2 separate regions of the Homo sapiens genome follow, and region 2 is linked to region 1. A link is an interaction called in ENCODE POLR2A ChIA-PET data of the cell type or tissue named here. Cell type or tissue: OCI-LY7. All regions are shown on one strand. Links, peaks and the distances in the headings refer to the core of each region. The heading gives the core; the rest is flanking DNA.

The links. Peaks named below come from ENCODE experiments on the same cell type or tissue, not always from the same donor. Only the 100,000 strongest peaks of a DNase experiment are listed, where the experiment ranks them.
Region 2: POLR2A ChIA-PET joins it to region 1 with 11 read pairs; 2 of 35 experiments call an interaction of 5 or more read pairs at or near these places.

What each region holds. Positions count from the first base shown.
Region 1 is chr12:31,312,810-31,324,098 of GRCh38, reverse strand. The region is part of intron 1 of SINHCAF (SIN3-HDAC complex associated factor); the gene reads left to right. Among named protein-coding and RNA genes, the nearest start is that of FLJ13224, 5.9 kb to the left of the region's middle. In OCI-LY7, for the core only: no CTCF peak of the experiment used is centred there; no DNase peak of the experiment used is centred there; H3K4me3 peaks cover 1,692 bases; H3K27ac peaks cover 987 bases.
Region 2 is chr12:31,753,023-31,764,311 of GRCh38, reverse strand. It overlaps LOC105369724 (a long non-coding RNA gene), which reads left to right and starts at 7,211. Exons shown (of 4, transcript XR_931501.3): 1 at 7,211-7,440; 2 at 10,976-11,164. It also overlaps the pseudogene IFITM3P2. RefSeq lists an enhancer at 7,043-7,337. In OCI-LY7, for the core only: no CTCF peak of the experiment used is centred there; a DNase peak (open chromatin) is centred at 4,491; H3K27ac peaks cover 863 bases.

The DNA.
Region 1 (11,289 bases), core at 5,595-8,094:
CCTCGCCCCGGCGAGCGGCCCCCGCAGGAACTTTCCTCCCGACGCGAGATGTCTTATTTACCAACAAATCCACCAGGGAGCATTCTTACTTGCTGGCTCGGCGTCTCTCTCGGCAGTCACCGGAGTGCCCGAGGGGGAAGCACGATTTACGGAAGGTGGGGACCCGAGGGCCCTGGGAGGAGCGGGGAGGCATTTTACTGCTTTCAGAGAAACGGGTGAGGGCGGCGAGCACCTCCTCCCCAGCCGAGCTGTGGCCCGCAAGTCCAGGGGACCCAGCCCCGACGACGCCCGATAAACCACCGTGGGGAAGTTCCGGGGCTCCCTGTTGCCCTACTAAGGGAAGTGAGGACTGTGGGCGAATTGTGCGTGCGGCCAGTTTCTTTGTGTGTTTCTAGGGGGTGGGGGGAGCGGGGAAGGGCAAGGTTTGTTTTGGTGTAGGGGGAGTTGGTTTCTTGAGGTGGTAGGGCGGTGCAGTTTGTTCTGGTAACTATGACCCTAGTCAGTTTCTTTGTTTTTATTTTCTTCCTGTAACCTTCCATTACTTCAGGCACTCGGAAGATTAGGATTTACTCTTGAGTTAAACAGGGACCCTATCCGAGACAGTTTTACCCCAGCAATTCTTTCTCCCCCTTCTTAAGTTGTCCTAAGGAGGGTTAAGAAAAGCTTTTCTTTTTCTTTTAATAATTTAAAAATGAATTTGACCTTGTTATTCAGAGTACGCTGAAAGCACCTGTTTTTGAACTGGAATTTGCCAGACTTGAAAAGCCTTTTAAAATTTTATGTCGCAAAATTGAACACATTTAGTTGCCCAATCTAAAAGTCTGGGAGTTTGTTTCTGGTGGAGTTTCGGAGAAAACCCTCATGGCATTTAAAGTATTTATATAATGATTTTGGGAAGGGGGATCTTTTTTAGGCGAAAGGTATGCGTGACTCAGTGTTTGGTGGTTATTCAGTGCCTTAGGATGACCTTGAAGAAGCAAATGTTTAGGGAGTTGGGCCTTTTGGAAACATTGTAAGGAGGCTGGGGAGCTGGCTGGGGAGGAAGCTGCTCAGGAAGATGACACAGGGTAACGGCTAGCTTCTTCCCAGATCCCGTGAACTGTGGTTGACCTTCTGGTTACCTCTCCTAGATTTTTCTTTTCAAGCTAACCTTTTCTTTTTTTGTATGTGGCCCCAGGCATAGCTCAAAAATTATGCTGGTTTGACACATGGATGCTTCTTTGGTATTTGGGGTTTGCCTGTAGTCTAGACATCCGATACCCACCACCATATCTGTTGCTTCTTTCCTGATTTCTCCTGCATTTGAATCATGTGTAAGGCCTAGAATCTAAGTGATCATTACTAGGAAATAATACCCTTGAATGCCCCTGCCCCCACACACCTAAAAATCGATACTAGTTGAAATCCATTTTTTTTCATTATTTTGTTATTAATAAACCTATTTTTCCCAAGTTTTGGTTGACCAAATTACAATACCAAAAGGCAACCTATATTAGTACATTTCTGTAGTAAATAGAAAGAGCATGTCAGGAAAATGAAAAACTTTGGACCTATTTTTCCCAAGTTTTGGTTGACCAAATTACAATACCAAAAGGCAACCTATATTAGTACATTTCTGTATTAAATAGAAAGAGCATGTCAAGAAAATGAAAAACTTTGGATTTAATAACTTTGGCTTTCCTTTCGCAGCTATTTCTCTGGGTCCTGTATTTAAAATGCATATGAGGTGCTTTGCAAATACGCTGAGATTGTTTGAGTTGTTTTTCTTAATTAGTATTTCATAGCTAAGTTATGGCTAGAATTTCCATTTCCTAGCAGATTTCATATACTACATACAGAGCTTAATGGTTTTTGTTTTACTAATTAGATGATGTAAAACAGAGATTTGGATTATCAATGTGAATGAATTCAGGGTGGGAAAGACCCACAGACAAGGTCTCTACTGCCTTCTCTTTGTATTGCTTTTGTGGGAGGTTGGAGATACGAAGTTCAATTGGTAGAATATTCTAGATCACTGGTGGACAGCAGGCCCCAAGTCTGTCTGTCCTTGCACAGTATTCTTAATTCTGTATATCTGGAACCTGAATGGTCAATTTTTTTTTTTTTCCCCCAGAGTGGTTATCAAGTCCTGGGAAATCCTGACTCATAGGGCTCAAACTCAGACATATTTATGTCAGAGAAGCAATTTAAGAACCATTTTACATGTAAAATAAAAGTTTTTCACTGGGGAAAGCATAAACTTTTAAATCTAAACCAACTATACAGGGCTCTTATGAGGATAAATTAATCAATTTACCATGCCAGGCACATAGTAGGTTGCTTTAAAAGTATGTCATTTTCGTTTTTTCTTAAGAGATGGTAGGAATATAATTGGTTGAGCAGAAAAGGAACACATGTATTGAGGCACGAAGTTTTGCTGTTCAGAGGTTTCTGGGTTAGTAATGCTTGGGTTTCAAAGCTGTCATCATCTTATAGTCACTTTGTGATCCAGTTTTTTTCATCTGTAAAATGGTAGTAATACCTATTTTAAATAAGTTGTAATTAAGCCAGTGACATGATTGATAAATATTAGCTGTGTTGTCCTCACAACACTGGGAAGTAGACATTTTACAGAAGATAAAACTGAGGCCTGTGTCAGTTATCGTTTCTGGGGAAACATTAAGTAAATTTTTAGTGGAAAGAATGAGTGTCTTTGGTCCCCTCCCTTACCTTAAGAAAGCAGTTCTGGGAAGACACTGCCCTTGACTCTTGGTTGTCTTTTCAATTCTGATTCAACCATTTTACATCAGAAAGTCCTGCGGAAACCTGGAAAATGTCATTTTTCTTTCTTCCTGATTTCTCTTGTCCACAAGATTGTCTTGTATTTCCCACACTTAAGTTTTGATTTTGGGGTGTTATAAATTGAGACTTTTTTGTTGTCTTTTGTTTCTCCAGTTTTTTATTGAATCTGCAACTAGGATTTTTCTGTATTATGGAAATAATCTGGAAATGTCATCTAGTCCAAAAAGGGAGTTTGTTTTCAAGGTAGGGAGGTTTTCTCTTTGCCTCAGAAATACTAATGTCACAGGTACACCGCTGTTACATATTCAAGTATGAAAGTTACAGTTGAACTAAAAGAATTTATTTCTAGCTTTGTATTTAGTTGTTTTCCACCTATTATAAGTTTGGTTTGGCTTACTGTTATTTTAATTTGGTAAATGTTAACTGTGCTGAGTTGAAGTAGCTCTCATTTCTCATTTCTCCCCACACTAGTCTAATTTCCTTCCCCCTGCTCCTGCTTGAAATAAGCAAGAAACATTTTTTCCTATAGCTTTTAAAACCTCAGGTTTTTTTTCCTGCAAAAGTCTATAGACCAAATGTTAAAAAAAGACTCCTTTTTAAAAACATTAAAAATATTTCTATGATCAATAGTGCAAACAATGACTCCTTTCAAAACATTAGTTTTTAAAATTCACGTCTTTATTGTAGACACCATTTCCCATTCCATGCCCTTAAATATACTGTTTATATTAATCTTGGCTGCCCCACTCTTTGAGTAGTTAGCAAATTCTACCCGTTTCTGTGTACTATGTACAGCCAGCACCTGGTTGTAATACAAGACTTAGTTTCTGCTCTACAGCGGTTTACTATTGAGTAGAGGAGATAATGCAGTAAACAAGAAGTGAAATCTTATGTGGTAGGTGTTCTAATAAAGGTATGGAAGGGTTTTGTAAAATAAGTAATTCTTAAGAGAATTTCCCAGGTCAAGGGGATAGAGGGTAAGCCGTCTCAGGCAGAAATAACAGCCTGAGTAGAGGGTGGCTAGTTATTAAAGTTTGTTTGACACTCCTAGAATATCAGAATTCCAAGTTGGGAGCAGCTGGTAGGCAGGAGCAGATCCTGAAAAGCTTTGAATTCCTTGCCAAGGAGTTTAGATACTATCATGAAGCCAGTGTTGGTACCTTGGAAGGGAAGATTAGTAGTTGAACTTTAGGAAGATATCACATGTTTAAAGGATGTAGGGAAGTCAGTTACAAGGTTCTGACAGGAGTTCATGCACCATGATGAGGAACAAACAGGCAGTGGGGATGGAAGTGAAGGAAGAAACAGAATTTCTAAGGACTTCACAATAAATTTGATGGAGGGCCATGCAGAGGGTGAAGGAAGAGCTCAGTTGGCTTCCAAGTTGTTTTTGTGTGACTGTGGATGACAACCAAGATAGGTAAATAGAGGAAGAGCAGATTTGGAGGGAAGATTATATAATCAATTCTCAGGGTATTTAAAGATTGGAATGGATTGGTGGTCAGTTGGCCATATTTATCCTAGAGCTAAGGGGAGAGATTGGACCAGGGAATGAATAATAGGTATTACCAATAAGGTTGGTTAGTAACTTCCTGCGAGTGGATTGCCCAAAGACAGAAAGCAAAATGATACCTGAAATGTAAGAGGAAAAAAAGAGAGAAAGAAGAAAGATTGGTGAGTAAAAAGAATTGTCAGAGCTGAGTGCATACCTTGTGCCGATCTTTGTGTTGATGTTGTGTTGATGCTTTACAGATACTATTCAGGAGATTTGGATTTGTCATTATTATTTTGAGACTGAGCTTTGCTCTTGTTGCCTAAACTGGAGTTCAGTGGTGCGATCTTGGCTCACTGCAACCTCTGCCTCTGGGTTCAGGCAATTCTCCTGCCTCAGCCTCCTGAGTAGCTGGGATTACAGGCGCACGCCACCAGGCTGGGCTAATTTTTTGTATTTTTAGTAGAAACGGTGTTTCACCATGTTAGCCAGACTGGTCTCGAACTCCTGACCAGGTGATCCACCTGCCTCTGCCTCCCATAGTGCTGGGATTACAGGCGTGAGCCACTGTGCCCGGCCTGTCATTATTTTATAGATGAGGAAACAGGATTAGTGAGGTTAAGGAACTTTCCTGAGGTTTGGGTCAAATCAGGTGTGTATACTATCATGTATCCATTTTCTTAACATTTTTCTCAAGTTTGAAAATGGGAGAACAGCTTCATAGAGGAGTATATGGGGCTTTTCATGACCTTAAAGTCTCCCTGAAAAGGCTAAGTTCCTCTTTTCCCACAGACCTGGGCTTAAAAGAAAATCTTTAGTAATCAGAATTTTACCTTCAGTTAAATTTGTTGTATATATCTTGGGATAGATAGCATTTATTTTTCTGTAATGTGCAACTCTTATAAATTCAAGGAAATAAACAGAATTTCCCAATGTTACAGAAGGGCAAATAAAATTAGGAGTGACTTCCTATTTAGTTGTAAAGACAGAAGCAGAAATATACTCCAAATTGACTCATTGCAGACCCAAGTATGGTTATATTTTCTAACTCATAATCATCCATTAAAAGCAAATAAATATTCTTTCTGACACTTTCAGTTTTTTTTTTCATGTACTGGAATTCCTCTTAATCTAGAATTGGGAGACCTAGTTTTGTTTCTCTTTTTTTTTTTTTCGCTCTACCAAAATTGGAGGGGCCTGGTGTTTTACACTATCTAAAGCCCAGAGACTTGAATTTGTAATTTTATTTTTAACCTATGCCATTTCAGTTGAAGACTTGTTTATTTCTGAGTTTGACCTCTTTCCTATATAGGATGAGTTTTAGGCTCTTCTGCCAAGTGTGGATTCCATAGACAGCCACAGTTATAAATGCTTTACCATATAATTTCTCAGAGACAGGGCACATGTTTGAAGAGGCTGTTGGCAAACAAGTGGGGTCTGCTACCCCTTTCTCAGTTTTATTCTAGACAGATTTACATTTATCCCTTAAAGTTAGCTAAATTCAGGAATTTTGCTGAGATGTAGGCTGCTATCTAGAAGCAGGTAAGAGGAAATAATGTCTTACTGCTCCATGGGTTTCCTTAACTGCAGATGAAACATGTCTCATTATTGGGGAATACTGCAGCCAAATAGCCTAGCCGCGGGAGAATACAAAGCATTTAGTCCTGTTGACCGTTTGTGAAAAGTGTTGCTCCAGTTACACTGTTAGTGTTTACTGGATGCTGTACTTAAATGTGATTAATGATAGCATATGATTGACTAAAATGGTGTCAGTGGTGGCATTACCAATTACAGGAACTCAAGTATCCCCACAGTTTGTGATCGCGAGTATTTTTTCGTGTTATTTCTTTTCCTTTCCCATCATCATGATTTCTAGTTTGGCTCTAAAGAAATGCATCTCCTTCACTTCAAAGTTGTCTTTGGTTGCTTAGTTCTTTTTGTCTTTGTTCACTGCTGCTTCCTTCCCACTTTACAAATCTTTCGCTTGTCTCCTGTCTGCAGTTTCCTTCCCATTCTGCTCTGTGTGTATTTAGATCTTACCAGTCTATTTCGTAGTCTCTCCCATGGAGTGTATTTTCTAATTTGTATCTCTCCATCTGTATGTCTTTGAGGAAGTTTATTTAAGCTCTCTGTGCTTTTTTAGATTACTCTTAAGGTGTGTCTTGATAACCAAGGTTATTGGAGAGTGATGCTCTTGGTTAAAAAAAAAAAAGCAGGAGGTAGTAAAGTGAAAGTAAGCTTCTTTTATGCTTGTACTCCTCAGAGGCAACCACTATTTACTATTTTTAAGAACCAATTTAAAAAGAAGTTTGTGTAGTTACAGTCTCATTTTAAAAACATCCTGTGAGATTATACTGTATTACTACTGTTCAACTTGCTTTAAAGGTTGAAACAGCGTGCTGTGGTGTTTCAACCATAATTTAACCAGTCTGAAAATTCGTTGACATTTAAGTCACTTCAACTATCTTGTGTTTTTTTTTTGTTTTTAAAGACTTAGGCCAGTTGATTTTTAGAAAGAAAAAAATGATAATTAGAAGCTAGGGTTTTGGTTTATTGGAAACTTAAGGATAGTTTCATTTGGGAGGTTGTTCCCCTAATTTGTGCATATCAGAATTTCAGTTCCCAAGATGACTTGGACAGTTGTGAAGTTAACTGTTATTTACCACGTTTGACTATTGCTCTCAATTTTCTTCCATCTAGTCCACCCAGTGGTATTACTGAGTTTTGAAAGGTACTTTTGAATATTAAAAAACGCTTTACTTCTGAATATATAAAAAAGCCAGAAGAAGGAATCTAGAAAGTGGAATTGGGGAAGTTAGAGTAAATAATGATGTCCTTCAAAGCATGCATGCCAACTAAGGTGAACTTAACATATGTTAAATTCATCGTAATAAGAACCCTCTCCATATCCTTAAATGTGAGTTAACACCCTTATAAAGATTTAAAAAGACAAGAAAATAGTTGAATTAAATTCATCACCTTTTCTCTGTCTCCTATTCCATATTAAAAAGGGTACTAAAGCTCTAAAATTTGCATTTCAGTATTTTTCATTCTGTTTCCTGGTTGGAGCTTAAAATGAACAAGTATTTAGTATTGCTGAGATTTATAAGAGATAATCTTTAATCTTATTTATCAGAAAACTTTTCTTAAATAGCGTCTTTAATATAAACTATCGCTGTGAAACTCTTTTTCTTTCCTATGTATATTATTATATTCAGTAAACTTATGTGTTTAATTAGATGTAAAATTAGACGTTATTCTTGATCTTTGGCTTCCCAATTTCATTAGATGGGATTAGAATTGTCCCTTTTGTGTCTTTGATATATTGTGGTTATCTCATCCCTTTCTTGACTCATCAGCACCAAGGTTAGATTCATTAAGTTAGATTCATTAAGATCATTAAATTTATATGAAACCCACAGCTTTAAAGTAGAAGAAAACCCTACAAATCAGCCAAAACAGATGTTTAGAATTGATTGTTGTGTTTTAAAACTTTATTTTTTTGTTTATATATATTGTCCATATAATTAGTTATCTTTTTAAATTGCTTTTGCTGACTTAGCTATTACCTTTAATCTTTTTTAACTTTGGGATATTCAGTTTATTTGGTCAGAGCTATAATTATGGCATGGTTTTTTTTTTATTTTTTATTTTTGAGATGAATTTTTGCTCTTGTCCCCAAGGCTGGAGTGCAGTGGCACAATCTCGGCTCACTGCATACTCTGCCTCCCGGGTTCAAGCAATTCTGCTGCCTCAGCCTCCTGAGTAGCTGAGATTTACAGGCGTCTGCCACTACTACGCCTGGCAAATTTTTTTATATTTAGTAGAGACAGGGTTGCGTCATGTTGGTCAGGCTGGTCTCAAACTCCTGACCTCAGGTGATCCACCCACCTTGGCATCCCAAAGTGCTGGGATTATAGGCTTGAGCCACCACGCCCGGCCATGGTTGATTGTTTTTAACTGTTACAGTATTAAAACAATTTTTGGGTTTTTGGCTAATAGTAGTCAAAGAAAGAATGCCAGTGAAAGTGCTTTATAAAATGTAAAGTGCTATACAAATGACAACTTAAAATTTAAGCAACACATTTATTACACCTGTGAAAGCAAATAAAAGAAAAAACTGATCAACACAGTCCTCCTCTAAATTTCTTTCTGGCCCAGGAATGTGTGTATATTGCAAAAACAGCTATGTCAGAGATAAGCGTTACAAACTCCCATAAATAGGCATGTTTTAACTGTAACCTTTCAAATCCTGAGGAACTTCTCAAAATGTTTGTCCTATTTGAAGAAACTTCAGACAGCATACTGTAGACAGATAGATGATGATAGATGGTGTCAGAAGAAAAGATAAAACTGGTCCAAGATGGCTGCAGTTTGGACATATGCATAATTAAACCACTGCCTACAAACTAAAGCTGACCCCTTGGGTTTGTAACTGGAGTTTGTTAAATATTTTACTGACAGATACTGGTTGTAAACTTGTTTATCAGATACAGAACAAAGGCAGGATGGAATCAATCATCCTTCCACCAGACCCTAAGGTGCCTACACAATTATTAACTTTTCTCTTCTACCCACTCAACCACATATTTACTTGACTTTAGGCATAACATCACTGAATATGAACCAAATTCTCAACTATTGCTTCACCATACCGCACATATTTTCCTGTTTAAAAAATATATAAAGACTGTGCCTCATGCAGTCTACTTCAGAGCACAGGTAATAAGCTACTGGAACTTGTGCTTCCTGGGTGCGCATCCTCAAGCTTTGTGTTTGCAAGCAGCACATTCAGATTCAGAACACCTCCTGACTTAGTCAATCTAATGAGAAGGTATTAAAAATTATGGAGAACAAATCCTCTAAATCGACTAAATCCCCTGCAACTGCAGAACATCTGATTCCACCTTTAGAAACCCCAGCTGGGTTAATATACAGTACTTGGGGTGCCTCATTGTGTAATTACTTAAACAAATGGACCAGGATGACTGAAGAATGACTCCACATCACAATGGCCTAAATGCAGATCCTTTGATATATGCAGACCAGGATGGAAGGTGCTAGTGCAAAAATTAAGCAACCAGAATGGGGAAACTACTTCCAGTGGTATCTTGAAAGTAGCAAAAGTGGGTAGGATGATCTTTCTTCCTTATAGAATGCTGATAAACAACTTAGAGGTGTTAACAGATAGCTCTCAAATATACTCTCCTATTAAAAAAAAAAAATCTTCAGAAGTACCTCTCTTTGGGCCTCCTTCACCACCTACACCTTCACTCTATCTTCATCTTTCTTTTTTTTTTGAGACGGAGTCTCGCTCTGTTGCCCAGGCTGGAGTGCAATGGCGCGATCTCGGCTCACTGCAAACTCCGCCTCCCGGGTTCGCGCCATTCTTCTGCCTCAGCCTTCAGAGTGGCTGGGATTACAGGCGCCCGCCACCACGCCCGGCTATTTTTTTTTGTATTTTTAGTAGAGACAGGGTTTCACCGTGTTAGGCAGGATGGTCTCAATCTTGTGACCTCGTGATCCGCCCGCCTCGCCTCCTAAACTGCTGGGATTACAGGCGTGAGCCACTGTGCCCTGCCACTCTATCTTCATCTTTCTAACTCTCCAGGCTGGATCTGATTTTTCTTCTTCTGCCATCTCTTTCTCCTTGTCTGCCACTTGTTAGACTGTGACAGGAAACACGGCTCCAAAGGCCCCTGCTCTTGTTGTCCTTCCACCTACCCTGGCAGCAACCTCTTGTTCAGAAGTGACGGACAGGAACTCCACAGGAATGCTTCCTGTGGTTGCCTCATTCTGGGAACAGCCTATGATAGGTGGGGGATTCCTAATTCTCTTTCTCTTTTTTTTAAGGGATTAAAACATTTAATTGGCCGGGCGTGGTGGCTCACGCCTGTAATCCCAGCACTTTGGGAGGCTGAGGAGGGTGGATCATCTGAGGTCAGGAGTTCGAGACCAGCCTAGCCTGGTCATTATGGTGAAACCCCATCTCTACTAAAAATACAAAAAATTAGCCGGGCGAGGTGGTGGGCACCTGTAATCCCAGCTACTTGGGAGGCTGAGGCAGGAGAATCGCTTGAACCCAGGAGGTGGAGGTTGCAGTGAGCCGAGATCGTGCCATTGCACTCCAGCCTGGGCAACAAGAGCGAAACTCCGTCTCAGAAAAAACAAACAAACAAACAAAAAAACATTTAATTACACATATACACCCAGATATTACACATATTCAGTGCATTCAGAATCCCAGCAGGATGTTTGTGGAAATTAACAACTTATTCTGAAATTGTTTTGATAATGAATAGGGCCAAGAATAGCCAAGATAATCTTAAAGAATAAAGTTGAAAGACTTATCAGGTATGACTTATAAAGCTGTAGTAATTAAGATAGTATTAGTGGATAATATACAATTATATGAAAAGAATAGAGCATTCAGATACAGCCCCATATTGAATTTATGACAGCAGTACCACTGCAGTGCAATAAAGAAAAGAGTGATCTTGGCTGCATGGGGTGGCTCACACCTGTAATCCCAGCACTTCGGGAGGCCGAGGCAGGTGGATCACCTGAGGTCAGGAGTTCGAGACCAGCCTGGCCAATATGGTGAAACCGTCTCTACTAAAAATACAAAAAAAAAATAGCTGGGCGTGGTGGCGGGTACCTGTAATCTCAGCTACTTGGGAGGCTGAGGCAGGAGAATCGCCTGAACCCAGGAGGTGGAGGTTGCAGTGAGCCGAGATCGTGCCATTGCACTCCAGCCTGGGCAACGAGAGCAAAACTGCGTCTCAAAAAAAAAGAAAAGAGTGATCTTTTCATTAAATGGTGCTGGGTGATCTACATATCCATGGGGAAGAGGGCCAGGGAAGAATCTTTGACCCTTACCTTTAATGCCATGTAAAAATATCACAAATTCTAGAACAATTAAAATCTAAATTTGAAAGGAAAACAAACTTCTGGAAGATAATAATGGAGATTATTTTCCCGACCTGGAGGAAAGCAAAGATTTCTTAATCAGGACG
Region 2 (11,289 bases), core at 3,015-5,514, 440 kb before region 1:
TAATAGAGACGGGGTTTCACGGTGTTAGCCAGGCTTGTCTCTATCTCCTGACCTTGTGATCCACCTGCCTCGGCCTCCCAAAGTGCTGGGATTACAGGCGTGAGCCACCATGCCCGGCCAATTCAAGTTCTTTACTAGAATGACTTGCAAATATTTTATCCTTTTCTATAGGTTGTCTTTTCAGTTTCTGGATAATGTCCTTTGTAGCACTAAAGTGTTTAATTTTGGAGTAGATCAATTTTTCTATTTTTTTCTTTTATAGTTTGTGTTTTTGGTGCCATAACTAAAAAAACATTACCTAATCCAAGGTCACAGGGATTTACATCTATGTTTTCTTCTAAGAGTTTATAATTTTAGCTCTTATGTTTAGGTCCTGATCCATTTTGAGTTAATTTTTGTATATAGTGTATGGTACTCAGGTGCCAAATTCATTATTTTGTATGTAGATATCTAGTTGTTCAGAACCATTTGTTGAAAGATTATTCTTTCCTCCATTGAACTGTCTTGGCAGCCTTGTTGAAAATCAATTGATGCAAGAGTCTGGGTTTATTTCTGGACTCTCAATTCATTGTCCTCAACTACATGTCTATTCTTATGCCCATACTACAGTCTTGATATTATAGCTTTAAGCAAAGTTTTGAAATGGGGAGGTGTGAGTCTTTCAATTTTTAACTTTTTCAAGATTGTTTTGGTTATTCAGGGCCCCTTGCAGTTCTATATGTATTTGAGGATCAGCTTTTACATTTCTGAAAAAATTAAAAATGCTGTTGGAATTTTGACAGGGATTGTGTTGAGTCTGCAGATTAATTTAAGAAGTACTGATATCTTAACAATATTAGATATTCCAATCCATGAAAACAGATGTTGTTTCAACTAGTCTTCTTTCTTTTTCTCTTTTTCTTGCTTCTCTTTTTGGTTTTCAGTAGGATCTTGCTCTGTCACCCAGGCTGGAGTACAGTGGCGCGATCATAGCTAACTACAAACTCAAACTCCTGATCCTCCTGCCTCAGCCTCCTGAGTCATCTCTTTCAATGATCTCTTTTTCAGTATGAGTCATCCATTTCTTTTGTTTGTTTGTTTCTTTTTTTTTTTTTTTTTGAGACGGAGTCTCACACTGTTGCCTGGGCTGGAGGGCAATGGCACGATCTCAGCTCACTGCAACCTCCACCTCCCGGGTTCAAGCAATTCTCCTGCCTCAGCCTCCCGAGTAGCTGGGATTACAGGTGCCCGCCACCACACCCAGCTAATTTTTTTGTATTTTTAGTAGAGATGAGGTTTCACTATGTTGGCCAGGCTGGTCTCGAACTCCTGACCTCATGATCTGCCTGCCTCGGCCTCCCAAAGTGCTGGGATTACAGGTGTGAGCCACCTTGCCTGGCTGAGTCATCCACTTCTTTTGTTAAATTTGTTGCAAAGTATTTTATTATATTTGATGGTATTATAAATGGAATTATTTTCTTAATTTTATTTTTGGATTGTTCATTGTTACTTTATAGAAATACAACTGATTTTTGTATATTGATCTTGCATTGTTGCACCATTCTGAGCTTGTTTATTAGCCCTAATGGATTTTTTGTGAATTGTTTAGGGATTTTTATCTCATCTGCAAAAAAAGATAGTTGTCCCTCCTCTTTTCCAACCTAGATGCCTTTTATTTTATTTTCTTGCCTAATTGCCTTGGCTAGAACTTCCAGTTCAATTTTGAATGCAAGTGATGACAGCAGGCATTGTTGTCTTGTTTCCAATAACTTTTAACTTCTAATTTTCCCCCAAATATAAAGATAAACACATTAGATAGAAAAATATTACTGATAATAGTAGTCATCATTATTTAAAATCTTTTGTTAATGGGAGTACTTCTAATATTTTCCTTTGAACATAAGCTGTCTTGAGGTTAAAATAGATTCATATTAAGGAAATGTCTTCTATTCTTTTTTTTTATTTTTCAAATTTAATTAAAAAAATTTTTTATTTCCTCATTCTTGCTGTCAACTTATATTCTTATTCTTTTATGATCATTTTTGATTGAAAAGTAGATGGGCCAGGCACTGTGGTTCACATCTATAATCCCAGCATTTTGGGAGGCCGAGGCAGATGGATCACTTGAGGTCAGGAGTTCGAGACCAGCCTGGCCAACATGGTGAAACCCCATCTCCATTAAAAATACAAAAATTAGCAAGGCATGGTGATGCATGCCTATAATCCCAGCTACTTGGGACACTGAGGCAGGAGAATCACTTGAACCCAAGAGGCTGAGGTTGCAGTGAGCTGAGCTGAGATCGCACCACTGCACTCTAGCCTGGGTGAAAAAGCGAGACTCTGTCTAAATAAATAAATAAATAAATAAATAAATAAATGTTAAAAGGTTTTTTTTTTGTTTTTTTTTTTTGAGATGGAATCTCACTCTGTCGCTCAGGCTGGAGTGCAGTGGTGTGATCTCAGCTCACTGCAACCTCCACCTTCCAGGTTCACGTCATTCTCCTGCCTCAGCCTCCAGAGTAGCTGGGACTACAGGTGCCTGCCACCACGCCTGGCTAATTTTTTGTATTTTCAGTAGAGACAGGGTTTCACTGTGTTAGCCAGGATGGTCTCAATCTCCTGATCTCATGATCTGCCCACCTTGGCCTCCCAAAAGCTTTTAATCAAATTATTTTTCAAAGTCTGTTGAGTTGATTGTCCTTGGGTCTCTTTATAAAATAGATTTCCTAATAATTTATTATCCTTGTATTTCTGAAATAATCCCCATTTTTGTCCTTTCATTCTTGTAAGGTATTACAGGATTCTTTTTCCTAGTACCTAGTATTATTTCATCAATACATATAAATGAGATTAGTGCTCAGGTTTTTTTCTACACACCTTGTTAGAGTTAGTGTCAAACTATTCTTGCTTCATAGAAGTATTTTAGATGGTTTCTTTCTTTTTTTTATGTGTTAGAAAAGCTCACATAGCTTTGGAATTGTTTCCTTAAAGGTGGAATATAACCACCTATGAAAATATCTAGACCTGGTACTCCTTTTGTGGAATAGCTCTTTATACTTCTTTTATGGTAATTATTTGCTTATTTAGATTTTCTGTTTTTTTTTTTAAGATCAGTTTTGGCAAGTCATACTTTCTTTAAAAATAATCCATTTTATCTAGAATTTCCAAATTATTGCATCAAGTATATTTTAGCTGTTTTTCCTAGTTAACTTAGCTAAAAGCCTATCTTTTTTATTTTTCAAGTAACCAGCTCTTGGATTATATATTTAATTCTACTTTTTTTCTAATTAAGTAGTTTCTATTTTTATTTTTTCAATTTCTTTGCTTTCTTAGCTTTGTTTGGCTGATCTTTAACTTCATTCATTTTGATGCTTTCCTTCTTTCTTTCTTTCCCTTCCTTCCTTCCTTCCTTCCTTCCTTCCTTCCTTCATCTTCTTTCTTTCTTGATGGAGTCTCGCTCTGGAGTGCAGTGGCACGATCTTGGCTCACTGCAATCTCCGTCTCCTGGGTTCAAGTGATTTTCCTGCCTCAGACTTGTGAGTAACGGGGATTACAGGTGCCTGCCACCATGTCCAGCTGTTTTTTGTTTGTTTGTTTGTTTGTTTTTTTGAGACAGAGTCTCCTCTGTCGCCCAGGCTGGAGTGCAGTGGCACGATCTCGGCTCACTGCAAGCTCTGCCTCCCGCGTTCAAGCGATTCTCCTGCCTCAGCCTCCTGAGTAGCTGGGATTAGAGGCATGTGCCACCATGCCTGGCTAATTTTTGTATTTTTAGTAGAGGCGGGGTTTCAGCATGTTAGCCAGGATGGTCTCCATCTCCTTACTGCGTGATCCACCCACCTCAGCCTCCCAAAGTGCTGGGATTACAGGCATAAGCCACCGTGCCCGGTCCTCACCTACTTTTTTAGTAGAGACAAGATTTCACCATGTTGGCCAGGCTGATCTTGAGCTCCTGACCTCAAGTGATTTACCCACCTTGGCCTCCCAAAGTGCTGGGATTATAGGAGTGAGCCACTGCACCTGGCCTATTCTCTTATTAACTAATACAGTGAAGTTTTCCAGCTGCCTTACGATTTGTTCACCTGTGGATGTGACCTACTTTGAATATTTGTAGAGCCAGATTCTAAGATACGTTTGTGTCAACATGACTTGGAATATATGCAATTTATATCTGCTTAAAAGCCAAAATCATTTAAGTGTGCACAGATAGCCAGTAACAGGGATGGTTAAACTTAGTGCTTCATGTAACTTCAGTCTGCTTTGACAAGGACAGCTAGGCCCTCAGCTTTATGCAAACTTTCTGCATTGTAACTTGTTTGCTCTCTCTCAGACCCAAACCCCACTCCATATACCTATCCACCAACTAAACTGTGCTGCCTTGTCCTTCCTTTTCTTTTTTGACACAGTTCATTAAGTTCAAGACTTCCCCTAGCAAACTGAATACACCCTTTTCTCTTTTCTCTTTCCACAGCTGCCTTTGCCACAGTTTCTGCTCACACACCCCTTCCCTGAGAGGTTTCTAGCTTAGGCTTTGAGTGTCTTCCTATTGTCATAGCCTCCTTTGATAAAGTCTTGCCTTGCTGAGGTCTAGACTTGCATTTTTGCTTTGGCACCACAAGAGATACTTTATTCCTAGAACTCCACTGATTTTTGGATAATTTTGCTGCTAGTGACTTTTGCTTATTAAATAGTATAACTATTTTACACATGCAGCAGGTTTTTGGACTCCCACAGTACAATCCCTAGATACAAATCCGGATCAGTATACATGTCATTATGGCATATTATTAAAGTATTTATTTTTACATTTTTTGTTTTGTTTCTTCCTTTTTTTTTTTTTTTTTTTGAGACAGAGTCTTGCTCTGTCACCTAAGCTGGAGTGTAGTGGTGCAATCATGGCTCACTGCAGCCTCAACTTCCCAGGCTCACGTGATTCTTCCACCTTAGCCTTCCCAGTAGCTGGTTCTACCTGCGCTTGCCACCACGCCAGGCTAATTTTTTTGTAGAGACAGGGTTTCGCCATGTTGCCCAGGTTGCTCTCAAACTCCTGGGCTCAAGCAATTTACCCGCCTCGGCTTCCCCAAATGCTGGAATTACAGGCGTGTGCCACCATGCCCAGTCAAATTTTTTGCTTTGTTTCTTTTTTTTTTTTTTTTTTTTTTGAGATAGAGTCTCGCTCTGTCGCCCAGGCTGGAGTGCAGTGGCGTGATCTCGGCTCACTGCAAGCTCCGCCTCCCGGGTTCACGCCATTCTTCTGCCTCAGCTCCCGAGTAGCTGGGACTACAGGCGCCCGTCACCACGCCCGGCTAATTTTTTTGTATTTTTTTAGTAGAGACGGCGTTTCACCATGTTAGCCAGGATGGTCTCGATCTCCTGACCTCGTGATCCACCCACCTCGGCCTCCCAAAGTGCTGGGATTACAGGCGTGAGTCACTGCGCCCGGCCTTGCTTTGTTTATTAATATTGTTATATATAAAGTTTCAGTGCCGCAAAAGAAATAGCACTCGAATATAAAATTTTCTTTTTAATTCTCAGCAAGGCAAGGTACTTCTATAGAAGGGTGCGCCCTTACAGATGGAGCAATGGTGAGCACACACTTGGACAAGGAAGGGGAGGGGGTTCTTATCCCTGATTCAGGTGGCCCCTGCTGCTGTGTCATTCCCCTATTGGCTAGGGTTAGACCGCCCAGGCTAAACTAATTCCGATTGGCCAATTTAAAGAGAGTGATGGGGTGAGTGGTTTGGCGGGAAAAATGGTTATGACAGAGCAGGTAATGGGAATGAGTCAGGGTGGAGCAGGTCATGGGAATGAGTCAAGGTGGAGCAGGTAATGGGAATGAATCAGGGTGGAGCAGGTAATCAGAACGCGTCAGGGTGGAGCAGGTGATTGAAATGAGTCAGGTTGGAGCAGGTGATTGAAATGAGTCAGGTTGGAGCAGGTGATCAAAATGAGTCAGGGTGGAGCAGGTAATTGAAAAAGGTTGCTTTATGAGGAAGTTTAAAAGTAGAAGGTAAATAATTGAACATACTGACATATTCTTTGAAAACAAGTTTAGAATTCATATCTAACAATATGACTTTTTTTTTTTTTGAGACGGAGTCTCGCTCTGTCGCCCAGGCTGGAGTGCAGTGGTGCAATCTCGGCTCACTGCAAGCTCCGTCTCCCGGGTTCACACCATTCTCCTGCCTCAGCCTCCCAAGTAGCTGGGACTACAGGCACCCGCCATCACGCCCGGCTAATTTTTTGTACATTTAGTAGAGACGGGGTTTCACCATGTTAGCCAGGATGGTCTCGAACTCCTGACCTCGTGATCCAGCCGCCTTGGCCTCCCAAAGTGCTGGGATTACAGGCATAAGCCACTGCGCCCAGCCAACAATATGACTTTTATTACTAAGTTCTGCATTTGTAATGAAGCTGCCCCTGCAAAATTATGACAGTAAAAGAAATCTGATGTAATTGACTCCATCCTGCTTCTTACCTCCAAGCTGTTCTTGGTCATACCTGGGCACAGACCAAGCTAACTCTGGGAGGAATGTAGTTGTCAATAGTTTAACTTCGGGCCAGGTGCGGTGGTTCATGCCTGTAATCCCAGCACTTTGGGAGGCCAAGGCGGGGAAATCACCTGAGGTCAGGAGTTCAAGACCAGCCTGGCCAACATGGTGAAACCCCATCTCTACAAAAAATACAAAAAATGAGCCGGGTACAGTGGTGGGTGCCTGTAATCCCAGCTACTTGGGAGGCTGAGGCAGGAGAATCGCTTTAACTCAGGAGGCAGAGGTTGCAGTGAGCCAAGATTGCCCCACTACACTCCAGCTCAGGGGCAACAGAGTGAGACTCTGTCTCAAAAATAAAAATATATAGTTTGGCTTTGAAGCAAAGATTATAATAATCCTTCCCTAAAATGAATTCCCTCCCTGTTCAGGGGCTGAAACTGCCTTTTTAAAACTAATGAAAGGCCATAAGATTAGGGTTATGGGAGGGGCCTGAGTTCTGCTAAAATGTAGGCATAGTTTCTACAATCTCTTATTGCTCAGGAGTCCTGTGGCCAGAGGTCACAGGATTTGTGACTTCTCCAATTGCTCCTATAGATAACACCACTACTGTAAAACCTGAGATTTTTTTTTTTTTTTTTTTTTGAGATTTTCTCAGACTGACTCCACCTGGACTCGTGACTCATGACTCAGCTGGTCCTGTGGCTCCACCAGAAGTGGACTAAGTGCACAAGGACTATTTTCCACACCCCTGTGATTTCCTCCCTGATCACTCAGCAGTACCCATTCCCTAGCTCCCTGCCCACCAAATTGTCCATTAAAAACCCTAATCTCTGAGCCTTCAAGGAAACTGACTTGAGGAGTAACACCATCTTCTGTGTGCCTGGCCTTGTGTCAAATTTTTCTCTACTGCAATGCTGAGGTCTCAGTAAATCGATTTTTGTCTGTGCAGTGGGCTGGAAGGAGTCAACAGGTGATTATAGTAATTCTATATAATATTCTTTAAGATAAGTGTAGAAAAGAATTTCAGAAATTTATTTCATTGTTCATAACTTGTAATAAAGATATTTAAAATACAATGTTTGAACACTGCTTCAGCAGTATCATATAGAGTCTGATGTGCAATATTTTTGTTATCATTACTTTTTAGATGGTCTGCAATTTCATTTGGATTTTCCTCTTGGGCCCGAGAGCTATTTAAAACCAAGATATTTTATTTCCAAATACGTAGGGGCTTTGGTTTCCTCCTTATATTATTGTCTTCTAGTTTTATTGCCTTGGTACTAGATAAAGTTGTCTGTACTGTTTTATCCTTTTTTTTTTTTTTTCTCTCTTTTTGAGACAGAGTCTCTCTCTGTCACCCAGACTGGAGTGCAGTGGTGCTATCTCGGCTCCCTGCAACCTCCACCTCCCAGGTTCAAACAATTCTCCTGCCTTCGCCTCCGGAGTAGCTGGGATTACAGGTGCCTTCTACTTTGCCTGGCTAATTTTTGTATTCTTAGTAGAGACGGGGTTTCACCATGTTGGCCAGGCTAGTCTCAAACTCCTGACCTCAGGCAATCCACCTGCCTTGGCCTCCCAAAGTGCTGGGATTACAGGCTTGAGCTAGTGTGCCCAGCTGTACTGTTTTATCTTTTTGAAATTTATTGAAGGTTTTTTTATTGGAAATATAAAAATATGTATTTTCTGTTTTCAGAAGCACAGAATTTGACATATATCTACCTTACTAATTATAAATTCACTATACCCTTGTTTGGCTTTCTGCATACTTTTGAGAAGAGTTAAAGTATCCCACCATTAATGTATTTCTCTCTACTTTTCTGTTGTAGACCTTGAAGGAAATTAAAATATTTTAGCCCCAAATATATTTCTTTGACATATTTTGAAATGGCTGCCCCTTGGTCAGAAAACGGAAGTGGCCTAGCAAAGCTGTCCTTTGTGGGGAAAATTTGCATCTGTAGAGAATCTCCACTAATGCAGCCCTGCCTCTCTTTTCTATTCCTTTCCCGATCCAGGAGAGACTGGCAGTCTGGCACCTTTAAAGGTGTGGAAATAAACTTTTACCATGTATTCCCTCTGAGGGAGGCTTCTCTGTACAACAAGGCCACCATTGCTAGCAAAGCCTCTTCCTTCCTTTCTTCCTCCCATAACCTGCCTTGCCACTAAATCCTGTTTTTGGACATACTCTGAGTCCGCATTGTTTCTGCAATTTCAAGGTGGTATATAAGCTTCTGTTACTTATTGGGAAATTGGGTCCGCATTCTGAAGGCTCCTGTGTATACATGTTAAATAAATTTGTACGCTTTTTCTTCTATTCGTCAATCTGCTTCATGTCGGTGATTTTTTAGCAAACCTTTAGGGGGTCAACAGCCCATGGCCTCCAACACCTTAACTTTTGCTTTAAGGGCTATGCTTATATCAATGCCATGTTATTTGTAAATAGATATTCATAACTGTTATTTTTGTGAATTTCAACCTTTAGCATATAAAGTGTCTGTGTCTTATTTAGCACTTATTCCCCCAAACTCAGTCATATTTGAATTTATTTATTTATTTATTTTACCAGAAACACGTACACTTTATTGAATGCCGTCGTAAAAAAGTGTGTGAGGATAAAGGGCTGATACAGGACTTGGCTCCGGGAGCAGGGCGAGGAATGGAAGGTGGAGTACAAAGGATACAGGTCATGGGTAGATCTCCTGGCCTCAGTGATGTCTCCTGATCTATCTATGGGCTTGGAAGATTAATACTGGGATGATGATGAGCAGAATGGTCATGAGGATGCCCAAAATCAGGGCCCAGATGTTCAGGCACTTGGTGGTGGAGGCATAGGCCTGGGCCCCAGTCACGTTGCCAACCATCTTCCTGTCCCTAGACTTCACGGAGTAGGCAAATGCTATGAAGCCCAGGCAGCAGGGGTTCATGAAGAGGGTGTTGAACAGGGACCAGACGACATGGTGGGGCACGGAGGTCTTGCTGCGGATGTGGATCACGGTGGACGTTGGGGGAGCAGGGTTGTGGGGCACCCCCAGCACAGCCACCTTGTGCTCCTCCTTGAGCATCTCATAGTTGGGGGGCTGGCCGCTGTTGACAGGAGAGAAGAAGGTTTGGACAGTGTGGTTCATGGTGTCCAGCGAAGACCAGCCGTGGTTGAGTTACTGGGATGGTTCTCAGTGGACCCTCCCTTTCCCCAGTAGTTTTGTTTTCTCCATATTTGAAATTAAGATAACAATTACTTTCGTTTGCATTAGCCTAGTACAGGTTTGCCCATTTATCTTTTTTTCTCTTCATTTTCTGTCCTTCTGAATCTATTAGTTTTAGGTTTGTCTTTGTTTTTATGGTATTGAATTATTTTTTATTTGTGGTTCTATCTGACTTTTTCCCCTTTTACTAGATGAATTAAACTCATTTACAATTATTACAATTGTTTAAAATTTTTGATATGAAAGACATGTTTGGTCATGACTATATCATGTTATTTCATGTTATAATTCATGGTTTCAAAGTTAAAAATATTTTCGTATGTGAGATGTTTTCGTATGTGAGATGTTTTTGTTGTATGTCCATTTCTTCTGATAATTATGCATGTTTGTATTTTGTCAAATGTCTGATCTTCTTTCTTTTTTTTTTTTCTTTGAGATGGAGTCTCGCTCTGTCACCCAGGCTGGAGGGCAGTGTCGCGATCTTGGCTCACTGCAACCTCCTCCTCCCAGGTTCAAGCGATTCTCCTGCCTCACGCTCCTGAGTAGCTGGGATTACAGGTGTGTGCCACACCACCAGGCCCAGCTAATTTTTGTATTTGGTAGAGACGGGGTTTACCATGTTGGCCGTGATGGTCTCCATCTCCTGACCTTGTGATCTACCTGCCTCGGCCTCCCAAAGTTCTGGGATTACAGTCATGAGCCACTGTGCCCGGCCCTGATCTTCTTTCTTTAACCACTATTATCAATGCCCTATTCTGATAATTGCTAATAATTAAATTAGTAGCTTTCTTCTTCCTTCCACCTCCTTTTTCTCTCTACAACTTCTCAATTTTTGTTAATTATATTATGTTTCTTAATGTGTATATTTGTTCTGTTTAATAACAACAATCCCACATTTATTTTAGTTTTAAGCCAATTTACCAGCAGCGCTTATGCTATCTACCCAGTGCTTTCTAGTCATCTCTGGTTTGACAACATTTGTCCATTGGTGGATTCTTCATGTGAGTTAATACAAACAATACCCTTAAGATGTTGTGTTTTCAAAACTCTTTGGCTTTATATACATACATACATATGTATGTATATAAACAAATATATATATGTGTGTGTGTTTGTTTTGTCTTGTTTTGAGACAGGGTCTCACTGTGTCACCTAGGCTGGAGTGTGGTGGTGCAACCATGGCTCACCACAGCCTCAATCTCCTGCACTCAAGCGATCCTCCCACCTCAGCCTCCCAGGTAGCTGGAACTGTAGGCATGCATCATCATGCCTGGCTAAATTTTTTTTTAATTTTATTTTTATTAGGGACAAGGTGTCACCATGTTGCCCAGGCTGGTCTTGAACTCCTGGGATCAAGGAATCCTCCTGCCTCAGCCTCCCAAAGTGCTAGAATTAGAGACGTGAGGCACCACACCACCTACCTTTATATTTAAGCAACAGTTTGACTGCATACAAAATTCCTGGGTCACATCTCTTTGCTGGAGGATTTTATTGGTATGTATACATAATGTCTTCTAAGAACAAATGCTGTGGAGAAATCTGAAATCAGCCTGTTTTTCTCATTATAAGTGATTTATTCTCTGGCTTTTAAATAATTCTTTTTGAAATCTAATAATTTT